Linked DNA regions of Mus musculus: region 1 is linked to region 2. The links are chromatin loops, found by intact Hi-C in ENCODE. Cell type or tissue: left cerebral cortex. All regions are shown on one strand. Links, peaks and the distances in the headings refer to the core of each region. The heading gives the core; the rest is flanking DNA.

Region 1 (8,673 bases), core at 674-8,673, 100 kb after region 2:
TTGTTCTTCTCAGCTTTCCTTTCACTTTCTTTCCTGGGCTTTGTTCCTTTTTATGTGAGGGCTTGTTTCACTGGTTTGTTTATATGAGTGTGTGCACTCTGTGTGTGGTGGTTAGTGCCCACTGTGAGAGCCTCAGCTCTAGGCCACAGCTCTGTTGCCATGACATTGACTTACTGAGCCAGCAGCTTACTGTCTCTGGTTGGTTAGCAAGCTCTAGGATCTACTTCTGTCCATTCCTCAGTGCCCTGTGGGAGGCATCCACAGCTCCCCTTGGCTTATTTCCTGGTGGGGTCCCTCATGCTTGTAGGGCAAGCATCCTTATGCACCAACCATCTCCCCAGCATGTTTTGTGTTTTTGGGCTAGCTTGGTACTACTGACTGTGTAGGCAGGTAGGCAGCAGCTGCACCACTGAAGGTCTGCTGGTTTGTATTTATTGTTGGATAGATACTTGTTTTCTCACTCTTCTAGAGACTGGAAGTCTAAAGCAAAGGTGAAAAATCTTGTGATAGTTGTGCCCTGCTTTAGTGATAACACATTGTTGGTTTGGTGAGACAGTCTCATGCCATCGCTTACTGTAAAGGAATTCACTGTGGAGGCAGGCAGGGGAGGAATGCTCTGCCTCAATTGGTGGAAAGGGAGAGACATAGCCTATTAAACTCCTTTGTAAATTTCCTGCATTTTATTTGTGAGGAAGGACTCATTCTCACCACCTACAGGCCTGTCTATCTAGTACTGCCCTCAGAGCCACAGTTAGGACTACCCAGAACTCCTGTTTGACCGTGTACAAACAGATAATGGCTTCTAAGGAATTGGCCATTTCACTGAAGTGAAATTCCCTGTGAAGTGAATTTCACTGAAGTGAAATTCCTTTTTTGGTTTTTCGAGACAGGGTTTCTCTGTGTAGCCCCGGCTGTCCTGGAACTCACTCTGTAGACCAGGCTGGCCTCGAACTCAGAAATCCGCCTGTCTCTGCCTCCCAAGTGCTGGGATTAAAGGCGTGCGCCACCACCACCCGGCTCAGGTCCCTTTTCCCTTAGCCATTTCTCTGTTCGACCCATTTAGTCTTCTTTCTTTCTTTCTTTTTTTTTTTTTTTTTTTTTTTAAGATTTATTTTTGTATAAAGCATTCTGCCTGCATGTATGCCTCCAGGCCAGAAGAGGGTATCAGATCCCATTACAGAGGGTTGTGAGCCACCATGTGGTTGCTGGGAATTGAACTCAGGACCTCTGGAAGAGCAGCCAGTGCTCTTAACCACTGAGCTATCTCTCCAGCCCTCCTTCCAGTCTTTTGGCAGCACAGGATGTGTGGGTTTCCGACTCCTCAGTCATGTGACTTTGACTTCTTTCCCTTTTTGCCTTGGTGTCTGGATTTTCAGCATCGCCCTGAGCAACTGGTGGTTCGTAGCTCACCTCACAGACCTTTTGGATCACTGCAGACTCCTCCAGTCACACAATCTCTAGTAAGTTGGCCAGATGCACTGACCCTTTCTTACATCACCAGGCTTTTGAGGGGGGCGGCCAGTAGACTAGGAGCAGGTAGGCTGCAGGAGCCACAAAGTGAGTGGGCAGGCTTGCAGTCCTGTGTTGTTGTTTTTTCCCCAGTTTTGGTTCTAACATGAGAGAATTCCTCCTGCTGGAGTACGCCTCAGGACTGTTTGCTCACCACAGGTAGGAGGAAGCCCCACTGCTCCGTGCTGGTTCAGAGGGCTGAGGAGGATGAGCGTCAGGTGGCAATGCCCAGAGCCATAGGGCAACCAGGTAGCCTCTCACCATCTGCATTCCTTCCACCATAGCCTGTGGCAGCTGGGGGTGGACTACTTTGATTACTGCCCGGAGCTAGGCCGAGTTTCCTTGGAGCTGCACATTGAGCGGATTCCTCTCAACACAGAGCAGAAAGCCTTGAAGGTGCTGAGGATTTGTGAGCAGCGGCAGATGACTGAGCAAGGTGATAAGGCACTTCCCCCAACCTGTCCGCTGGGCTGTCAGGGCATCCCTAGGCTGAGCAGTGCTTACTCTGTGACAGCTCGCTTCTGCATACTGGAGAGACAGTGTGCAGTACATGCCAAGACATCAGGGAGGGCAGGAGAGCCTGCTGGGGTTGGCCTTTGAAACAGGAAAATCCGGCCCTTTGACTTTAGGTTCTCAGAGCCTGTGGTCAGAGCTGAGAGTCCTATGTAGGTGGGAGGTTGCTACCAGCAAAGCCTGGACCAGTGGGGAAGCTTGGCAGGAGCACACAGCGATAGGAATAGGTGTCAACAGCTTTGTGCCATCCTCCCACTGCTGCTGAATGAGAGTCACTTGCACACAAAGGAAGATGAGATTTGTGTGGTCTCAGGACAGATAACGGTGGGACTATTAATGTGGAGGAAAACCAAGATCTTTTTTGCCACCCAAGGACAAACACTCAGAAAGCCAGTCTAGTGAGTGGGTCATCTGTGGTATGAGCAAAGGAAAGACAAAGAATAAACGGAAGTTTCTGGTTTTCTCACTTAGCTGTAGATTGAGTACTTTAGGTTGTAGTGAGGCTGTCGGAAGGCCGAGCCTGTCCCCACAGGGCTTTTCACAGGAGGATTATAAGGTGTGAGCCTTTGCCCTTTGTCCTTTCTCCTGCAAGTTAAAAGCATCTGTAAGATCTTGGCCATGAAGGCTGTTCGTAATAACCGCTTGGGCTCAGCACTCTCCTGGAGCATCCGTGCCAAAGATGCTGCCTTTGCCACACTCGTATCTGACAGGTAGGTGAGGCTTTGTGGTTGGCTGGAGCTTGAGGTGGGCCTAGGATTGCTGCTCTCATCTTTGGGTTGGGCCCTGCAGATTCCTCCGGGATTACTGTGAGAGAGGCTGCTTTTCTGACTTGGATCTCATTGACAATCTGGGGTCAGCCATGATGCTCAGTGATCGACTGACGTTTCTGGGTGAGTCTTGTCATTCTTTCCCCTGGGTATTCCAGAGTGGACACTTGGGGAGATGGACAGCCAGCCTTTGCATGTGTTAGCCTTTGCATAGTTTAGTAACATTTTGTTTCCCAATAATTCCAAAATTAGGGAAATAAATAGCATGAGAAACACATTTTATATACACTTTTCATACTCATTTTTTGAAGACAGGGTGGCACTGTGTACCTCTCTGGCTGCCCAGGCTAGCCTCTCACACAGAGAAGTTTTTTAGCTTTCCCTCCCCAAGGCTGGGATTATGAGCCTGGAAGAGTTTGGTATGGTATCCATGTCCAATTCCCATCATGCTTCCACCAGAGATTTTTTTGTTGCTTGTGTGAGCTGGCAGTTCACTGCAGGAAGAGATTAGTGTCTCAGACCCTCTACCTCATGTACATCACCAGGATTCGTGGAGTATTTTAATCTTCTTAAACTTTTGTTTTGTGTATGGGTGCTCACCACATATTGGCCTGGTGTTTGCAGAAGCTAGAGGAGGGTCCCATGGGACTGGAGTTGGTCAGTTGTGAGCTGGCATGTGGGTGTTGGGCATTGATTCATGTCTTCTGTACAAGAAGAGTGAGTACGATTAGCAGAACCATCTTTCCAGCGCTCTAACTGATCTCTCACTGCACTACTGACACTTCCCCAAGGCTGGTGCTCATAAAAATCCTTGAATCCTACCTTTCATTGATTTGTGAACTTGAAACTGTTCTAGAAACAGTTCCAGGTATATGGAGTCCTAGTTTAAAGCCAGGATAGCTTTTCTAAGTATCAGGTAAGTAGAGAGGAATTTTGAGGTGAACTCACACCCCTCAACAGGAAAGTACCGGGAGTTCCACAGACTGTACGGGGAGAAGCGCTTTGGTGACGCTGCTTCTCTTCTGCTGTCCCTCATGACCTCTCAGATTGCACCTCGTTCTTTCTGGATGACTCTGCTCACAGATGCCCTTCCTCTTTTGGAACAGAAACAGGTAATACTTGATCACATCTGACCTATCTGTTCTGTGCCTTTGGTGGTCTTCCTCAGCTGGCTTCTGCAGCCATACAGAAGCTCATTTACGCCTAAGCAGTACCGTGTACACGTGTCCAAGGCTCGAGCACCAATCCACTATTCATTTCAGAACAGCTGGAAGATGCCTCACTAGAGGGATGGATGTAAGACTTAGGAGCATACCAGCAGCCCAGGGCTCTGTATGCAAATATTTCTCCCTGAAGACTTTGGAGCTGTGCCTGTGGAGCAGCTGAGTGACGCAGCCTCTTTCCCCTAGGTGATTTTTTCAGCAGAGCAGACATATGAGCTGATGCGGTGCCTGGAAGACTTGGCCTCAGGGAGGCCAGAGTGTGGTGAACCTGATGCCCAGCGACTGCAGGTCATTTTAACTCCTGGGAAGATGATTGTGTTGAAGTGGGGAAAGATTTCTGTCTCAGGATTTCCTCCCATTATCCTGCCATCTTGAAACATTAGCCTTTTTATGAATTCATGTGCCTTTTAGCTATTAACCTGTTCTGTAACACCAACTTTTAGGAGCAAGTCTTCCCACTGCAGAGCCAAACTTAGTATGCTATACTGGTCATATTCTGAACTGTAATCGTAGGTTCAGATGGCTCCATGCTCTCCTGGAATGCTGCCTGTTGCTCCTCACACTGTTTTTCTGCTCTTTAGGATGACGACATAGAGACCACCAAGGTGGAGATGCTGAGACTGGCTCTTGCCCGGAATCTTGCTCGGGCAATTATAAGGGAAGGCTCACTGGAGGGTTCCTGAGAGAAGATGAGGACAGTTGCAATATAGTAACTTTGTATGGCAATGTAAATAGATTTTAAAGAATAAATTGTTTTGCAAATATAAGACCAATTGTTAATCCTACCAAGGAGGTTTTAAAATTGTCTATTCTGAACCTGACATTGCAAAATGAACAATAGTTGCCTTTAAGATGGATGTTTCCACTCCTGGCTTAAGAGCTCATTGATAGAGAATAGCCCTGCTCCGTCTCATTAGAGAAGCCAGGGACCCACGGGACTGGTGCAAGGGGATTAATCCTGCCCAGATGAGGTTGAGGCCTTACCCAACTCAGCCAGTGACCTTGGAACACCCTCTAATTTCTTTGGTTAGCTTCTTTAAACACAAGTTTCAGAAACTAGTTGGAATTCATAGCATGGTGTCCCACCGCTGTGCTCTGTATTGAAAGATGCCAAGCAGGGTGAAATGGTTTTATTTCACATGCAGCAAAACAAGGGCAGGAGGTGGTACAACCAGTACAGCTGTACTGACTGAAGCAGTGACCTCAGTAGTAGTGAGCAACACTCATAATTTAAATCTTTAATGACCGTATTGACAGTGATCCCATAGATGTTCCAGCACCGAAGTAACCAGTCTCTGGAAAGCTCTTGGATTTATTCCATCATCAGTGAAAATGATTATCTCTTTTAAACCTGTCCTAAGGAAACTGTAAAACCTGCTAGCTAAGGACAATAGCTGGGAGGTAGGCCAGATGACCTCTAGACAGAGCTCCAAAGATGTAGTGGCGACAGCATACGGACAGCAGGGCCCAGTAGACTAGTATGGCAGCCGAGTTCCCGATCAGCCTAAACGTCTCTGGCCTGGAGCAACTGGGTTATGCTGGCTGAGGCACAGCACTGTAGAAGCAATAGGGTCTGGAAACTCAGTTTAATCACAGACCTCTCATCTCCAGACCCAACATGTCGCTGACAGTGCCCCTCTTTAGCTGGGGAAAAGAGGGTGTTGGGTGCAGCATAAAAGTCTAGTGCAATGTGTGTGACCCTGAGACTTCCTGGGTCCAGCCATAGGTGCCACACCACATACTGTGTGGCAGGGAGAAGGAGTGACCAAAGCAGGATGCAGAGTGGCAGGAGGTGTCCTCCCCTGAAAGGCTTATGGGGAGCACAGCAGTTTATTTCATGCCAAGCAAGAGGTAGTGAGTAGGACGGCCTATTCCCACTGCAGGAGGTACGCCTTTCCCAGAAAGCCACAGTACCTGCCTCTGAAGGGAAACATTGGCACTTCCGTTTTCCTTCCTGTCCCTAGTGAGGCTATCCGGCCAAGCTCCCCGTCCTGCTAGGATGTCCATAGGACACAACCTGCCACTGTAAGCACATCACTCACTCAGTAGCCACTGCAGGATGCTGCTGCTTGCAGAAAGTGAAGACTACAGTACTCCACAGTTCTCACTCTGGGCCACTGCTGCCCACTTTAGTTCAGGGAGCAGCAGTGCCTATCAGCAAAGAACCAGGGACCGCCAAGGGGAGGTACAGTCTCCTAAGCCATGCCTCTTCGAGTGTAAAGATGCAGTTCTTACAGGGGCTGGAGAGGCACCGTTCAGAGCCCTCTCCCTGATATCAAGGAATGCCAGTAAAAAAAGGAAATCCTACTCTGGGCCCAGAGTCCACCATCCCAGAGTGGCCAATGAAGCCACAGGGGACTCATCACCCACACAGTACGGCTACTTCAAGTCACACAGGTAGATAAGACAGGTCCTTTTAGGGGCCCAGGAAGAGGTGACCAAAGCAGCAGCTTGGTTCCTGACAGAAGTGTCCAGGGCTCCGATCCACACCAAGCTATAAACGCTGTTCAGGGTGTACAGTGGCTGGACTAGCTAGAGCCTGTCTCAGGGCTGCTTGCCTTCCAAGTAGAGATGGCAACATATGCTGGGGTCATAGGTTCCCCCACTGCTCCACAGGAGGAAACTGGTCCACTTCACCCAGTTCTGTGCTCAGCTGCTCCCCCAAAGCAAAGGTCAGTTTATATCGAAGCCGCACCTTTTCCTGTAATAAGAGGGCTGCAGATGAGAATCAGTACAGGAATTCCCTCTGCCAAGACATTGTCTCCCTGCCACGCCCATGATTCTGCCAGGAAGGATCCATCTTGCATCACCATGTCCACCCATGCTCAGTCCCTTAACGTGGGATAGAGGGGTTACTGCTGCAGGTCAAGCCAGGACTTCCTGACAGAGCCTCACAGGGTACTTCCTGTGATCCCAGGTGGGTTTCATAGATTCTCTCACGCTTACCTTCATTGGATTGGCCAGCAGCATGACCTGGGTGATGGCTGCAGGTGGCTGGATAGGACTAAATGGGGAAAGTTCTGTCCCAGAGGGTGGCTGCAACTTCACTTTCATTGACTGAAGACAAAAAAGAAGCTCCTTTGAAGAGAATGGTCCGGGTGTCTCAGAGACAGACACCTGCTGGCTACTGAAAGGCAGTCAACACGGTAGGTTCAAGGTAAGGGAAAGGAAGCTACCTTGGGCACTGCAGCCTGCAGCACTATGCTCTTGACTGGCAACGGAGCCGTATTCAGCATGGAAACCACCACCACCAGCACATCAGGCCGTCCTGGCGGACACTCCTTAGCAAAGTGGAAAAGGATGCGGAAGCCATTTTTATCATAGGCTGTCACGGGAAGGGCACTGCCTGTAAGAAGGTGTTACATGAGTGAGTGTGGTAGGGGAGCATGGCAAGGGCCCTGCAGAGCCCGAGTGCTACTAAAGCCAATGGGATGGAGGAGAGCTGGAACAGCTGAGGACGGTTGCCCTGTGGAGTACCGGAGAGGACCAAGGTCACACAGCTGCTGTAAGGAGCTGAGAGGGCTACAGGGATGATGGGACAGTGGTTAGGAACACTTATCATTCTTGCAGAGGATCTAGGTTCCCAGAACCCATGTCGGTCGGCTCACCACTGCCTGTAACTCCAGTTTCAGGAAGCCTGAAACCCTCTGACCTCTGTGGGCACACGTCAAGCACATGCATACACCAAGGCACACAAACAATCATAAATAATAAAAATACAATCTTTAGAAAAGATGTGAGACTGCAGGCAAGCGGACCCTTAACAGTCAGTCAGGGACTTTTGTATGGAAAGAATCCACTGATCACACCCTACCAACACCACAGCTGAGGCTGAGCGCCTGTCCTCAGCACTTACTAGGCTTGATCGATTCCAGGGGCACATGGACACTGGCCAAGGAGAGCTCTGGGCCTTTCTGAGGGCTGCCTTGGGACTGGAAGAGAGGGCTTCCGGGCCCAGTGGAGAAGGGCAGGAGAGGTCTGGCTGGGGCAGAGGCAGGCAGCAGCGGGGAGGCAGTGGGCCCAGGAGAGAAGCAAGAAACAGGTTTCACCAAGCCTGAGGTTCTGGGGCCAAGGAAGGCAAGTCAGAAAGATGGTTAGAATGCTAGGCAACCCCTCAACCAAAGCCAGTGTCTAGCTACCTCAGGCCACTAGCTTCCAGCCTGACTCACAGTACCAAAAAGGATCCACATCCCCCATCCTATGAAGCCTCCCTTTGGTCCTATATATACGACACCCCACGCTCAGCCACCCTCTTCTATCCCTTACACTTTGGCCTCTTCCAGAAGCTGATCAAGGGCATCTAGGCGGTGCGAGGTGCTGGAGCTGGGGTATTCTGGACCTTTGGGCTCAGCCTTTGGAGCCAAGGCTGGGGCAGGTCCAGAAGAGAACATGAAGGAGCCAGTGCTGTGGGTTGGTGCACTGGCTGGGACCACAGGAGCTGGGAAGGCAGCAGGCAGTGGAGCTTGGGACATACTTGAGGTAGAAACTGGGGGAGGGAGCTGGGGTCCATCTGAGGGGCAGGAGGCCGCAGGCACTGGCCTGGGACTGAAGAAGTCCAGATCTGATGGTGGTTCATTCTGTACAACAGAAATATCAAGTGAGCAGAGACCCAGAAGGGACGAGGCCATCACCCACCGGGCCTTCTGAGGTACCCATTGTGA
Region 2 (8,816 bases), core at 525-8,524:
TGGTTTGTAACTAGGATCCAGTGCAGGACCTGCATATTTCATCTGACTTTGTTCCTTACAGAGACCTCTTTATGTTCCAAATAAACGTTTTATTTTATAGCAAGTTGAGAAAACTTGAAGAGACTGGGAGTGTAACTCAATAGAGTGTGTGGTGGTCTGTGCCTGTAATCCCAGCATGCAGGAGGTAGGGACAGGCAGACAGAGAGCTCAAGAGCCACCTTCAGCCACATAGCAAGTCCAGTTCTGAGCCACTCAAGACTCTTTCTCAGCAAAGAAGAAAGAAAACGAAAAAAATCCAAAGATAAAGAGTTGCCACACATTCACACCCTCTTTTTCCTGTTCTTAACTCCTCGCACTGGTTTATCTGCTATAGTTAATGAGCTGGCATTGATACATCACCACTAGCAGGTCTTTATTCATAGTATTCATATGACCTTTGGTTTTTCCCTGATACACTTTTTTCTGGCCCAAGACCCCATATGACATACGTGGCTTTACCATCAGGCCTTATTTGGGTGTTTTTGTTGTTGTGTCTGACACAGGCTCTGGCTAGCCTGGAACTCCTGTTAGGATCATTTAGTGCCAGTGTGACGTACCTCTCGATTCACCTTCATGACCTGGTGAGCAACTGTATCAGAAGTCTCCATTATCAAGCTGCCCCCCTCTCCTTCCGTAGTATACTCTTGGGACAGAGGATATTACATAAATTATCTTAAATCTCTTTTAAAATTTTTTTTACATTTATTTAGTGTGTGTCTGTGTTTATGTGTGTGCTGTGATAGGAACATGGCGGTCCAGGGACAACACGCAGGGCTGAGTTCTCCTCTTCCACCGTGGGGGTCAGGGAGTGAAGCTCAGCTTGCGCGGCTTGGCAGCAAGGGCCCTTCCCCAGTGAGCCTTCTCTCCAGCACCTTAAGCCTCCTGGAATCCTTAGGTTTGGAGAGTCTGTGGCAGGGGAGATGTAAGCAGACACCTGCCTCCCCTGTAGGGCACCAGCAACCACCAAACTTAGATCCCACCAAAGTGTATCTCACGTAACCACTGGTTTTATTGGGCCTGCTTACAGAACGTGGGTGAGCCGATAGATAGCAGCTATCCTACTAAAAGCCTTGCCCAGCACAAAGGATGAGTTCCCTCTAGCTGCAGAAATGGAACCCCTGCCCTCTCAGTAACTTTCCACCACTACAGACCCTAGCACCTCCACGGCCACAAGCAGTTAGCACACAGTCGCGTACAAGTGAGACGCAAGAGGAATCCTTAGGAATTCAGAGAGGTCTAACGGTCTCTCTGTCCCCTCCTGAGGGAGCATCACTCGTCAGCGAGCACGGTGGGCATGTCTCTTACAAACAGTCACAGCCGTACTGATGAAAGTGACAGCTCTGGGCCCTGGGTGTTGCCATGTGTCTTCTTCAGTCCCGGCACTCAGGAGGCATAAAGGACATGACCTCGTGCCAGGCAGTGGTGGTGCACACCTTTAATCCCATCACTTGGAAGGCAGAGGCAGGCGGATTTCTGAGTTCGAGGATAGCCTGGTCTACAGAGTGAGTTCCAGGACAGCCAGGGCTACACAGAGAAACCCTGTCTCGTAAAACCAAAAAAAAAAAAAGTAAAAGAACATGACCTCGGGCTGTGCTGTTTGGAGGGCAATGATTACAGTATCTACACAGGTGACGCGTCCGTCCGTATCACTGATGGTTGCATGGTCTACCCCACATCTGTAGGATGTCCCTCTTCCCTGTATGTCTCCTTCCTCTCAAAGATATCATTTAGCTCAGGGCTTCTCAGACTTTTCCCACTCAGGAGCCCTTTTTGCATGAGAATAAAAATTGTGGGGCAGTGTACAAGACAGGGTTTCTCTGTGTAGCCCTGGCTGTCCTGGGATTCTCAATGTAGACCAAGCCGGACTCAAACTTACAGATCTACTTGCCTCTGTCCTGGGTACTGGGATTAAAGGCCTATGCCACCACTGCTTGTACACACACACACACACACACACACACACAGAGAGAGAGAGAGAGAGAGAGAGAGAGAGAGAGAGAGAGAGAGAGAGAGAGAGCGCTATATAAAATACACTTGGGAGGTGGAGGCAAGAGAACCAAGAATCTTGGATGATTTTCAGCTAATTAACTTTGGCCGGGCATGGTGGCGCATGCCTTTAATCCCAGCACTCGGGAGGCAGAGGCAGGCAGATTTCTGAGTTCTAGGCCAGCCTGGTCTACAGAGTGAGTTCCAGGACAGCCAGGGCTACACAGAGAAACCCTGTCTCGAAAAAAAAAAAAAAAAAAAAAACCAGGACAACTTTGAGGCCAGCCTGAGTTACATGAGACCCTCCCTGTCCAAGGGGGCAGGGATCTGGTACAGGTATGATTTTACTATTTATTAAGGACAGTGTTTGCACACTAAGAAGATGGATGGTTCATTTTTCATACACGCAAACCTGGCTGAATGCTGAGACTATGGGACATAGACCATCCTCAGTGGTTTTCAGAGTTCTGATGGCTTTGCTGTGACAAGGTCAGTGCTGAGAGCCCTGGTTCACAGAGATATAAAGTGACAATGGTAGGTGTATGTGTAGGCTGTGCATAGCACATCCAGCCCTCCACCTGTGTTACAGCCTCACGTGTGGTGGGGAGCTACTGTGTACGCAGCAGTGACTTAGCTCCTCCTTCTGTCTCCTCCATTTCCTGTAACCCAGAGACTCAGTTGAATAGCTTAACAGCTCAGTGACACTTTTTATCTCTGAATACATCACAGTGTGATTTAGAGTTTTCAGAGACACCGCACTCTTCTTGATGTTTGTGGAATACAGGACTAGGATACAGAGCCTCCCATCTTTTCTCAGTGCAGGCGCTCTGAGACACATGGAAATCCCAGCTATGGCTGGGAGCCCAAGTCTTTAATCCTGGCACTTGGGAGATAAAGATAGGTAGATCTCCATGAGTTCAAGGCCAGCTGGGACTACATGGAGAAACCCTGTCTTAAAAAACCAACGACAGAAAAAAAAATTCCATCTGGCCTCAGCCTCCACAAGCAGATGCTCTGTTAAGTGCAATGCTGAGGGAATTCACTGTAGGCGGCAGGACCCAGAAGAGGCTGGTGCAGCTGTAGGCTGAGGGATGGAGCCTCAGATGAAAGGAGATTGGTGGGCTCTGGGTGGAATCTAGGGGTCTTCAGAACATCCCTATGGGGCCCTCTGTACCTGGGCTAAGGGAGCCCAGTTGTCTAGATCTTACTGGCTCTGGATCCCTGCTCTTCTAGAGGCATGCTATTCTAGATAATCTAAAGCATCTAAAACCGGCCCCAGAGTAGGAGGAAGTAGGATCGGGAGTTCATGGTCAGCCTCAGTTATATAATGAGTCTGAGGCAAGCCTCAGTTTACAGGACCCCTTCTTAGAACCCTCTGCAAGTGCACCCCTGTGGTCCCAGCACTCAGGGTGCAGAGCCAGAGGATCTCTGTAGGTTCCAGGCTAGCTAGGATCTACATAATGAGTACTGTGGTTTAAAAGAATAAAAAGTAGGGTGTTGGAGAGATGGCTCACCAGTTAAGAGCACTGTCTGTTCTTCCAGAGGTCTTGAGTTTAATTCCCAGCAACCATGTGGTGGCTCACAACCATCTAATGGAATCCAAAGCCCTCTTCTAGTGTGCCTGAAGAGAGATACAGTGTACTCGTATACATCAAATAAACAAACCAGGTGGTTGTGTGGTACATACCTTTAATCATAGCACTTGGGAAACAGAAATTTGGATTTTTGTGAGTTCAAGGCCAGCCTGGTCTACAGACTGAGTTCCAGGACAGCCAAGGCTACACTGTCTTAAAAGCCAAGTCTGCCGCACTGTTGTTGCCCTCTGAGTGGTGACAGTGGCCATGCTTCTGCTGGGGAGCGAGCCATAGAGCTTCTCTACAGTAGGCTGTTGACTCTGGAGAAAACTGCCCAGTCACAGAGATGTTCCTCCAGGTTCCAGACAGCCCCAGAAGGCAGTGTTGCCAGCACAGGGCACCTCAGATGCTCCTCTGCCAGCTTGGAGGCGCTATGGGAGACTGGGTCTGCTCTGGGCAGTTGCCCCCAGGATCTGTCTGTTTCACCACTGTTTTTTGTTTTGTTTTGTTTTGTTTTGTTTTGTTTTGTTTTGTTTTGTTTTGTTTTCCCTTTCCTGCCGTCTTCACACAGTCTAAATCTCAGGTTTCAAGTGCAAGTGCGGCTCCAGCTCTCAGCCTTTTGTCTCTGGGGCTCTGTGTCGATCTCGATGCTCTTGTATTTGTCATATGTGACTTAAGAGGAGAGTCCCAGTGGGAGCTGGATGCAGATTCAATGGCCGTTGTCATTTCCGACCTTGGACTGCCTCTGGCACTAAGAGGGGAGCACTGCCAAGCACCTGTTCTGCTGCTGAAAGCACTGTCCGCCTTGGAGCGCCTGGTGGGAGCACTTACGGTGCTGATCTCCCTGAGAAGCCTGGCTGCGCCCATCTCTGCAGTTAGGAGTTTGCCTGCTGCACCTGGTGGTGCCCAAAGCTCACAGAGGAACTAGCAGCCACTGGGCAGTGGTCTTAGTCACGAGAAAGCTGCTGGTGATTGCGACTTCGGCTGAGAAGTGGATGGATTGAGACACCAGCTCTAAAGCCAGGGTAACACTCAAGAGTGAATAAAAGAACGGAGCGGAAGCTCTGGTTAAAAACATCGTGTACTCCTGTCCATCCCAGGCCAACATGCAGATGCAAAGACCACAGGAGGATTTTGCTTCTCTGAAAACTGATCCTCAGGGTGCCACAGGGCACTTTGACAGATTTGTTGCTAAAGCAGGATTCATTCCTCTGAGAAGTCTGGTTAAATTGGCTTCGTAGATCTTGCGATACACGTCACTGCCACCAGGGGGCAGCAGTGCTCAATGGCTAAATTCTCTACAGCCTCTTTGGAAACCAACAGTGTATTTCTCTTTTTTTGTTTGTTTGTTTGTTTGTTTGTTTTTTCGAGACAGGGTATCTCTGTATAGCCCTGGCTGTCCTGGAACTCACTCAGTAAACCAGGCTGGCCTTGAACTCAGGGATCTGCCTGCCTTTGCCTCCTAAAGTATTTCTCTTGTAATTAATAATATCTTTGACATTTAAGAGAGTTGTTTTTCCTCATTCATTCATTCATTCATTCATTCATTCATTCATTCGTGTGTGTGTGTGTGTGTGTGTGTGTGTGCTTGGTGTTTGGCCTGCGTGTGTGTCTGTGTGAGGGTGTTGGATCCCCTGGAACTGGTACTATAGACAGTTGTGAGCTGCCATGTTGGTGCTGAATTGAACCTGGACCCTTAAAGATCAGTCAGGCTTAACCTCTGAAGCACCTCTCCGCCCCTGTCATTTTCTTTTCCAGTAAAGTATAATGTCGGGTGTACACAGTCCCAGCTACTTGGGAGCCCTAGGCAGAGTGTCTCTTCTAGTTTGAGATAAAGCAGGTTTATTTTAGGCCTAACAGTTATGTGTGTTTTAATTGACACAGCTGACCAGTATGGTACAGGATTTCCAGAATTCAAGAAAGTGATCCCAGCATGGTGGTCCATGATGTAATCCCAGCATTGGGAGGCAGAGGCTAGTGGATCTCCAGAAGTTCAAGGCCAGCCTAGTCTACATGGAGGAATTCCAGGCCCTCCAGGGCTACACAGGAAGGCCTTATCATGTGCATACATGCATATATACATCAATAGAAGTACGTTTCGTGTGTATTTTCCTCTTACTCACAGCCGGCAACAAGCATTTTCAGGGTGCTGAAGTAAAACCTAAGAACAGATTAGTGCCCAGTGAGGCTTTTTTGTTTATTTTTTTATAAAAATGTATTGCATTATGATTGTGCATGTAATGTGGGAGGGGCGTGTATACATGCCATTGCATGTATGTGGGGGTCACAGGACAACTGTGCGGAGTCAGTGTTCTCCTCCCACCCTAACGTGGGTCCCTGAGTTGGACTTTGGTTACCAGGCATGCTCAGGTACCCTTACCTGCAATCTCACTGACACCTTATTTTTGTTTTCACTTTCTTGTCTCTCTGTGTAGGCCAGGCTGGCCTTGAACTCAGGGATCTGCCTGCATCTAGCTGTCTCCCAAGTGCTGGGATGAAAGCCATGCGCTCCCACCGCCTGCCCACCGTTTTAACCCCCAGGAAATCCCTTTGAGCCCTTCCCAGCACCAGCTCCTACTTGTCGCCTGTTTCTCCAAGTCCAGCTCTCTCATCTCAGGTTCCATCTTTCAGGGGTTTCTATGGTTACTGGTGTCCAACAGAGCCCAGCCTTTGCCTCTTGCCTCTAGCTCTTCCACCCCGCCCCCATCTCTGTCCGCCCAAAGCAAATTCTTCAGCTAGTCAGGGCTTGCTCTCCTCTCTTTCTTTTTGGTGGTACTAGGATGGAGCCCAGGAGCCCTCGCAAGCGTCCACCGCAGCCACGCCCGGTCCACCCTTTCTGGTTTGTAACTATCTGGGCGTCTGATGAATGGACACAAGTGGCAGTTTAATTAATCCTTGAGTCCATTAAGGTGTGCTCCCATGTGCACCAGCAGCTCCTTAGTCAAGCTGTGTCTTGTTTCTCCCACATACCCCAGGTGGGCACAGCTCTTAGCTTTGTCCCTGTGGATTGCTTTCACATGGCTTCGGTCCTTATTTAAGTGAGATCATGCAAGCTCTGTCCTAAAGCTAGCTTTTAAAAATATATTTTAAATCTTAAAAAATTCTTTTATGGGGCTGGTGAGATGGCTCAGTGGGTAAGAGCACCCGACTGCTCTTCCGAAGGTCTGAAGTTCAAATCCCAGCAACCACATGGTGGCTCACAACCATCTGTAACAAGATCTGACGCCCTCTTCTGGAGTGTCTGAAGAAAGCTACAGTGTACTTACATATAATAAATAAATAAATCTTTAAAAAAAAAAAATTCTTTTATATATTCTCATCCCTATGGCAGTTTTCCCTCCCTCCCCTCTCCCTTCTCCTCCTCCCCTCTCCTGAGTCTCTCCCTCCCACCTTCTCTCTCTCCCAGATCCAAAAAGAGCAGGCCTCCTAGGGACATCAACCAAACACGGCATATCAAGCTGCAGTAAGAGCAGGCACACGCCATCATGGCAAGGCTGGGCAAGGCAGCCCTAGGACAAAAAAGGGTCCCACGGTAGGCAAGAGTCGGGGCAAGCCCTGCTTCCCCCCAGGACTCCCACAGGAGCACCAGGAGCTCAGCCAAGCATCTGCAGAGGACCTAGGTCAGAGGCTGCAGGCTCCCTGATCTCTGTGTGCCTCTGGGCTCCACCTGACGCTTGCCTGGGAGACTCTGCATGAAGTCTCCTTGCTCTCTTTGATGGTGATGCTGCTAGGCTCCTGTCCCAGAACACACTGCAGGCAGGACACACTGCAGGCAGGACACACTGCAGGCAGGACACACTGCAGGCAGGACACACTGCAGGCAGGACACACTGCAGGCAGGACACACTGCAGGCAGGACACACTGCAGGCAGGACACACTGCAGGCAGGACACACTGCAGGCAGGACCCACTGCAGGCAGGACACACTGCAGGCAGGACACACTGCAGGCAGGACACACTGCAGGCAGGACACACTGAAGGTTGAAGATGTGTTGGCTGGGTTGGTGGCCCAGTCCCTATCCTTGAGGCCTTGCCTGGTTACAGAAGTCCAGTCTCTGTGTCTGGGAGACTTTGCTAGGGTTTCTCACCTAGGTCCCTTGGACTTCGATTGCACTACATGTCTACTCTGGAAATGCCCTCCTCCAGTTTCGGTCCTTTCTCCCAGTATTTTCTCTCCTTCCGCCTCCACTAAATCTGGTTATAGGGAAGCATGGTGGCGCAGGCATTTGGGAGGCAGAGGCAGATGAATCTCTCTGAGCTCAAGGCCAACCTGGTCTACATAGCAAGTTCCAGACCAGCTAGAGCTACACTGTGAGACACTGCCACATACACCCACACACACAAAAGTTAATTCTTTCTATGTGTGTGTTCTTGAGTACGGAGGCCAGGGGCGAATGCTGAGGGTGATCTTCTGTGGCTCTGCACTGGGGGTTGGTTGGGTTTTTTCGTTTTGTTTTGTTTTGTTTTTGTTTTTTTGAGACAGGGTTTCTCTCTGTAACCCTGGCTGTCCTGGCTGTCCTGGAACTCACTTTGTAGACCAGGCTGGCCTCGAACTCAGAAATCCGCCTGCCTCTGCCTCCCAAGTGCTGGAATTAAAGGCGTGCGCCACCACGGCCCGGCTGTGGGTTTTGAAGACAGGGTCTCTCATTGAATTTGGAGCTCACCAATCACACACACACACACACACACACACACACACACACACACACACACACACATACACATATACATTCCTGTCTCTACCCCCACAGTGAAGATGTTACAGACCCACATAATTATGTCTGGCTTATTTATATTGGTGCTAGGATCAAACTTAGCCGAGTACTTTTAACAATTGAGCCATTTCCCAAACTCTAAAATTTATATTTTTGTTTTGTTTATCTTTAGGATTTCTAAAATTTTTATTTAATGTATGTGTGTATGTGGCGTAGGAGGAGGGGTGGGTAGGTTCATGTGGACACAGGTGCTGATGAAGGCCAAAGAGGGACGTCATATCCTATGAAGCTGTAGTTACAGGCAGAAGAGCAGGATGTGCCGAGCCGTCTCTCCAGTCCTTGTGGGGTTTGTCTGTTTGTTTCTATTCATATATGAGGCCTATCTGTGTGTGAGTGCTGTGTGTACACCATATATCTGTGTGTGAATGCTGCGTGTTCACCATGGGGTCCTACGGAGGCCAGGTTTTTAGATTCCCTGGAGCTGGAGTTACCAGTGGTTCAG

What was found. Hi-C counts contacts between places; a loop is a spot of excess contacts. Peaks named below come from ENCODE experiments on the same cell type or tissue, not always from the same donor. Only the 100,000 strongest peaks of a DNase experiment are listed, where the experiment ranks them.
Region 1: it touches region 2 in a loop (2.1-fold over the local background); 1 of 42 quality-filtered maps calls a loop at or near these places.

What each region holds. Positions count from the first base shown.
Region 1 is chr11:115,579,128-115,587,800 of GRCm38, forward strand. It overlaps Nup85 (nucleoporin 85), which reads left to right. Exons shown (of 19, transcript NM_001002929.4): 12 at 1,377-1,460; 13 at 1,603-1,668; 14 at 1,794-1,945; 15 at 2,615-2,732; 16 at 2,812-2,912; 17 at 3,750-3,901; 18 at 4,199-4,300; 19 at 4,594-4,797. The coding sequence ends at 4,695. It overlaps Gga3 (golgi associated, gamma adaptin ear containing, ARF binding protein 3), which reads right to left. Exons shown (of 17, transcript NM_173048.3): 13 at 8,279-8,589; 14 at 7,869-8,074; 15 at 7,189-7,358; 16 at 6,959-7,069; 17 at 5,128-6,713. The coding sequence ends at 6,603. Among named protein-coding and RNA genes, the nearest start is that of Nup85, 19 kb to the left of the region's middle. In left cerebral cortex, for the core only: no CTCF peak of the experiment used is centred there; a DNase peak (open chromatin) is centred at 4,126.
Region 2 is chr11:115,479,073-115,487,888 of GRCm38, forward strand. All of the region lies in intron 2 of Armc7 (armadillo repeat containing 7), which reads left to right. Among named protein-coding and RNA genes, the nearest start is that of Armc7, 7.8 kb to the left of the region's middle. In left cerebral cortex, for the core only: CTCF peaks have their summits at 4,870 (motif pointing right), 6,717 and 6,916; DNase peaks (open chromatin) are centred at 2,963, 4,505, 4,848, 6,286 and 2 more places; H3K27ac peaks cover 3,027 bases.